2 separate regions of the Homo sapiens genome follow, and region 2 is linked to region 1. Evidence: read pairs that join two places in POLR2A ChIA-PET (ENCODE). Cell type or tissue: B cell. All regions are shown on one strand. Each heading gives the region's core, and the rest is flanking DNA. Links, peaks and the distances in the headings are about the cores only.

Region 1 (2,922 bases), core at 109-2,608:
ATAGAATGATGCAGGACTCATTGAGAAAAATCACATACCATCACACTGAAATGCATTTGCAATAAAATTTCATTTATTGAAAAATGATGCTATATGTTACTTTGATTAATCATGCAATAATAATACTTGTAATAATAGGTAAGGAACTTTTCGAAGGATTATGGTCCGAGGAAATGTTTTTACAAATTAAATTTCCACATAAATGCACATTTGTGTGGCAGAGAAGTATGAAAGGATGATCGATAAAAGACTTTCAAGCATAAAATTAGCAGAGGATAAACTTCTGTGAGAACAAAATGGAATAGAAAGACAAGTTCAAGGAGAAAAACGAGTAATGTAGAATTTATTATAGTACCAAGAGTGCTTTTGCTTTATATATCTCTCTATATAAATGGATGATGGTACATAACAAATTGCTATATATATTTAAATTCCATTGGATGACATTCAAAACTGTGATATAACAGCTTTATTTTAAAATTTCAAATTCCCTTCCAATCTGTATGCCTTTTATTTAATTTTCTTGCCTATTGTTTCTGGCTAGAACCTCCAGCACAGTACTGAACAGGAATGGCGAGAGTGGACATCCTCCTCTGGTTCCTGATCTTAGGGGGAGGGCATTCAGCCTTTCATCATTAAATATGATGTTAGCTGTGGGTGTTTCATAGATGACCTTGATCAGGTTGAGAAAATTCCTTTCCATTCCTGGTTTGTTGAGTGTTTTGCCTAGGGCTAGTTTTTAAGATTATTTTAGTGGGTAAGGGAGCATAATGCTTGAAAGTTCAAGTTCCTTAGATGTGCTATCCCTGCTATTTGTTACCCCAGCACCAAACACAGTACCTGCCTAAAAAAGAAGGGGGCCCATAAATATTTGTGGGCAAGCTATCTCTCACCACTCCCCGCTTGCATTATATGTGTGTGTGTGTGTGTGTATATATATATACATGTTTTGTTTGTTTTGAGAGAGGGTCTCACTCTATCGCCCAAGCTGAAGTACAGTGGCATAATTATGGGTCACTGCAACAACCTCCTGGGCTCAAGCAATCCTCCTGCCTCAGCCTCCCAAGTAGCTGGGCCCCCAGGTGCCTGCCAGTATGCACAGCTATTTAAATTTTTTTTTTTTTTTTTTTTTTTTTGTAGAGACAAGGTCTCAGTTTGTTGCGCAGGCTGGTCCTGAACTCCTGACCTCAAGCAATCCTCCCGTCTCAGCCTCCCAAAGTGCTGGGATTACAGGCATGAGCCACTGTGCCTGGCCCCCTTACATTTTATACCTCTGTGATACCATGCTGTTTTCTCTGACTGGAGTTTTCTTTCCTCCCTTTTGTGTGCAGCTGATACCTACTCATGCTTTCCAACTCTGTCCAGGTGTCACTCATCCAAGAGATGCCTCTTTCCTTGCCTCTCTATAAATCCTGAGCTGACGGGGCCTCTTTTCTTGTGCTTCCAGGGTAGCTTCTGCATCTACCATTGTACATTGTATTTAATTACTTACTTATCTATCCATCCCCCACTACACTGGGTAGGTAATATAGTGTGTGGCTGAGAGTATGAATTCCAGAGTCTGACTTCCCAGATTCAAAACCTTGCCTCTTATTACCTTGCATGATCTTGGTTGTGCCTTAGTTTTTTCCTGTCAGAGATTAAAAGAATAGTACCTATCTTGTAGGGTTTCAGGGTTGTGGGACAACAGTGACTAGTAAATAGTAATTTTGTTGTTGTTGTTTGTTTGAGACGGAGTCTCGCTCTGTCACCCAGGTTCGAGTGCAGTGGCATGACCTCAGCTCACTGCAACCTCCGCCTCCCGGGTTCTAGCGATTCTCCTGCCTCAGCCTCCTGTATAGCTGGGATTACAGGTGGGCGCCACCATGCCTGGCTAATTTTTGTTTTTTTAGTAGAGACGGGGTTTCACCATGTTAGTCAGGCTGGTCTCCAACTCCTGACCTCGTGATCTGCTCACCTCGGCCTCCCAAAGTGTTGGGATTACAGGCATGAGCCATCGCACCCAGCCAGTAATTGTTATATAAGAGTTAGCTATTAAATCCTACAGAGCAAGGCCTATTTTTTTCCTTCTTTGCTTCTCACAGCCTAAGGGCTGAAGTGTAAATGTCTGTCATGAGGGTAAGTATGGTGGAAAGTATTTGAAAGAAGGAAACAAAAAAATGGATTTAACATTGCATAGCCAGTAGAAATCAGATCTCAAATGTGTAAGCCATGTTGTCCATTTCTATGTATTTCCTAAATTGACTTCAGTGTGCCCCCAAGCCTGCCATGATGGAGAAGTTAAATCACAGTCCTTATAGAGCTTGTCTCTCAAGGGTCACGTAAGAGTCTGGGAGGTTTACACACTGCTCAGGAAACAGTAAAGACTTTTGATCTTGATGGATTCTCGCTCTGTCACCCAGGCTGGAGTTCAGTGGTATGACATCTGCTCCCTGAAACCTCTGTCTCCCAGGTTCAAGCAGTTCTCCTGCCTTAGCCTCCCAAGTAGCTTGGATTACAGACATGAGCCACCATGCCCGGCTAATTTTTGTATTTTTAGTAGAGAGAGGGTTTTGCCATGTTGGCCAGGCTGGTCTCAAACTCCTGACCTCAGGTGATCTGCCCGCCTTGGCCTTCCAAAGTGCTGGGATTACAGGCATGAGCCACCGTGCCTAGTCAGACTTTTGATCTTAAGTTCATTATTTTTATTGTCTAAGTCTGCATGACCCCTGGAACATGCTAAGTATAGCAGAGCATCTTTGTCTGGCTTGGGAGCCTCTTAGGGGCCCCCAATCTTATATTTATAATTTACCTTAAAATACTTTGGCATCTATCCTTGGAATCAAGGCAAGGAAAGCATATTCTAGGTAAGGATATTTAAGAAAGCTCTTCTGGGACTTCTAGAACCTTAGATAGGATCCAGCATGTTTCTGTTTTGGCAAC
Region 2 (2,922 bases), core at 251-2,750, 190 kb before region 1:
AATTTTTTTAAATTTTCTTTAAAAAAACCAAAAGAGGATTGTCTAACACCAATGCTATAAAACTCTTTGGAACCAGGAGTCTTTCAACGTTGATATCAGGATAGTCTGTTGAATCTAGCCTCAGTTGTAACGTGACTGAGAAAGAGACATTACTTGTATAGAATATGCAAGAATGTAAATTGCCTAACATACAGTAGCAGTTCATTAAAAGAACTACTTTTTAGTAGGGAGGTAAGGAAAGTAGGGGGAAGGAGGTGAAGGAAGGAAGGAAGACCATAGGGAGCCAGGTCTGTCCTGCATTGTGGAGGTTTCACTTCTTAGGACTCCAGGTGTCCCAGAGTCATTTGATCTGTCAGCAGTTCTCAGCGGGTGCACTGAAATCTCTGGGGCCATTTTTGGTTATCATACTGATCAGGAGTATTACTGATATGAGCATGCACGGGCCACTGTGCAGAGTGGGATTCTTAACAAGAATTGCTTCACATTACAAACATCCTGCTGGACATTCATGAAGGTGGAAAAAACTATTTATGATTATCTGAGCCTAGACTGTAACTTGGTTTTACATATCAAACAAATACTTTTCTGCATATTAATATACTTACATTTCCCAGGATCACAACTGAGTAAATAAAAAAGTTCTCCAGGCTGGGCAACAGACTGAGACCCTGTCCAAAAAAAAAAAAAGATTCTAATTGTTTGTTTGAAATTTTTACCAAGAGTTGCTTACCACTTTCAGAAAAATCATGACTGACAGCAGTCAGCCATGGTATCTGAGTTGTCAAGACAACACAACTGTATCAGTACGCATTTGGAGCTGTCATATTCAAGGTGATTCTATGTATAGGTACAAGCATCTAACTACTTCATTATTTCTTTTATGTAGCTATGCCTGAGAATTTACTTTTTATTTTTTTTTAGACAGGGTCTCACTCTGTCACCCAGGCTGGAGTGCAGTGGAATGATCATGGCTCACTGCAGCCTCAACCTCCATGGCTTAAGCAATCTTCCTGCCTCAGCCTCCTCAGTAGCTGGGACTACAGGTGTGTGCCACCATGCCCAGATAACTTTTTATTTTTTCATTTTTTTTTTTTTTTTTGAGACGGAGTCTCCCTCTGTTGCCCAGGCTGGAGTGCAGTGGCATGATCTCAGCTTACTGCAAGATCCACCTCCCAGGTTCAAGCAATTTTCCCGCCTCAGCCTCCTGAGTAGCTGGGACCCAGGTGGGTGCCACCACAGCTGACTAATTTTTCTATCTTGTACTAATTTCGTATTTTTAGTAGAGATGGGGTTTCACCATGTTGGCCAGGATGGCGAGTGATCCACTTGCCTCAGCCTCCCAAAGTGCTGTGATTACAGGTGTAAGCCACTGCGCCCCGCCCCAGTTAACGTTTTAAAAATTTTCTGTAGAGACGGGTTTCTCCATGTTGGCCAGGCTCATCCTAAACTCCTGACCTCAAGTGTTCTGCCCGCCTCAGCCTCCCAAAGTGCCGGGATTACAGGTGCGAGCCACCATGCCCAGCCAGCACTTATATATGGAAATGTATTCGTATTTTTCCTTTGTCATTTATATTGGATCATTATATTTTCTTTGAAATTGTGTGAATTATCTATGAATTTCACCTCAGCATTATAAAAGAGGTATTATAAAATATTAGTTATGCAAAGGGTAATAGATCTGACAAGAGTTTAGAACCACTGGTTTTTGTTAAGAATCTAGGCTGGGTCTGTGGTTTTACACCTTCTTCTTTTCTGCTGCAACTGACACTCAAATGGTGGTGGCAGTTTCTATTTTTAGTTGCAAACTGAAGGTTACTTCCTTATTTAACTTATAATAACTTCTAAACAAAGCACCTTCCTTAAATTGAACTACTCAAATAACTCTGCAATATAACATTATCCCACTGGCTATGCGTACTTAGACCACAGCCTATGGCTTCAATAATGGGTTTTCCAGAAACTGCCTCAGGACCATTTGTCCTCAGAAGCTCTCTCCCCAGTTGGCTTTAGAGACACACACTGTTCCCAGATGCAGAAGGCTGCAAACTCCCCCTAACAAGACAGCCTCGATGCCCCCTGTCAACTCGTGAGATGCAGACTAACCAGTATCTTGAGTGTCGACAACACACCAGGCACATTGAGATTTGTTATTTCCTTACTGGTCTAAGAAAATCTTGTAGTCATACCCCCAGTTTAATTACCAGATTTTCTGCCTGTGGATAATGGCAAAGAACTTCTGAACAAAGGATAACTTAATTTACTCAACCTACTGTTTTTTTTTAAGAAATGAAATGACCTTTATTCAGTACCAAACATATTTCCCCTAAAAATATGTATTTGAGTCTAAAAAGGCCTTTCCAATTTGTACTTTTCCTCCAAGATGCCAAGCTACTTTTTTTTTTTTTTTTTAAACAGAGTTCCACTCTTGTTGCCCAGGCTGGAGTGCTGCGGTGTCATCTTGGCTCACTGCAACCTCCGCCTCCCAGGTTCAAGCGATTCTCCTGCCTCAGCCTCCCAAGTAGCTGGGATTACAGGTGCCCACCACCAAGCCCGGCTAATTTTTTGTATTTTTAGTAGAGACAGGGTTTTGCCATGTTGGCCAGGCTGGTTTTGAACTCCTGACCTCAGGTGATCCGCCCACCTCGGCCTCCCAAAGTGCTGGGATTACAGGCATGAGCCACCGTGCCCGGCCACCAAACTACTTCTTTAAGTTACAACAGGCCAGTGGGTGTTAACTCTTTTTTCAAGAAAAGAGGCTTTGGTGTTCTGCAAGATTAGGAGGGATGAAGTGTTAGATTCATGGTTTTCAACCAGGGATGATTTTGTTCCCCAGAAGCCATTTGGCAACAACATCTGGAGACATCTCTGGCTATCCCAACTGGGGGAAGGGAGCATGAGTGCTACTGGCATTAGTGGGTAGAG

What was found. Peaks named below come from ENCODE experiments on the same cell type or tissue, not always from the same donor. Only the 100,000 strongest peaks of a DNase experiment are listed, where the experiment ranks them.
Region 2: POLR2A ChIA-PET joins it to region 1 with 5 read pairs; 2 of 35 experiments call an interaction of 5 or more read pairs at or near these places.

The regions. Positions count from the first base shown.
Region 1 is chr6:35,927,572-35,930,493 of GRCh38, reverse strand. No RefSeq gene overlaps it. Among named protein-coding and RNA genes, the nearest start is that of SRPK1, 7.9 kb to the right of the region's middle. In B cell, for the core only: no CTCF peak of the experiment used is centred there; no DNase peak of the experiment used is centred there.
Region 2 is chr6:36,114,105-36,117,026 of GRCh38, reverse strand. It overlaps a transcript of MAPK14 not described here. Among named protein-coding and RNA genes, the nearest start is that of MAPK13, 15 kb to the left of the region's middle. RefSeq lists an enhancer at 1,710-1,789. In B cell, for the core only: no CTCF peak of the experiment used is centred there; a DNase peak (open chromatin) is centred at 1,796; H3K4me3 peaks cover 1,412 bases; H3K27ac peaks cover 2,500 bases.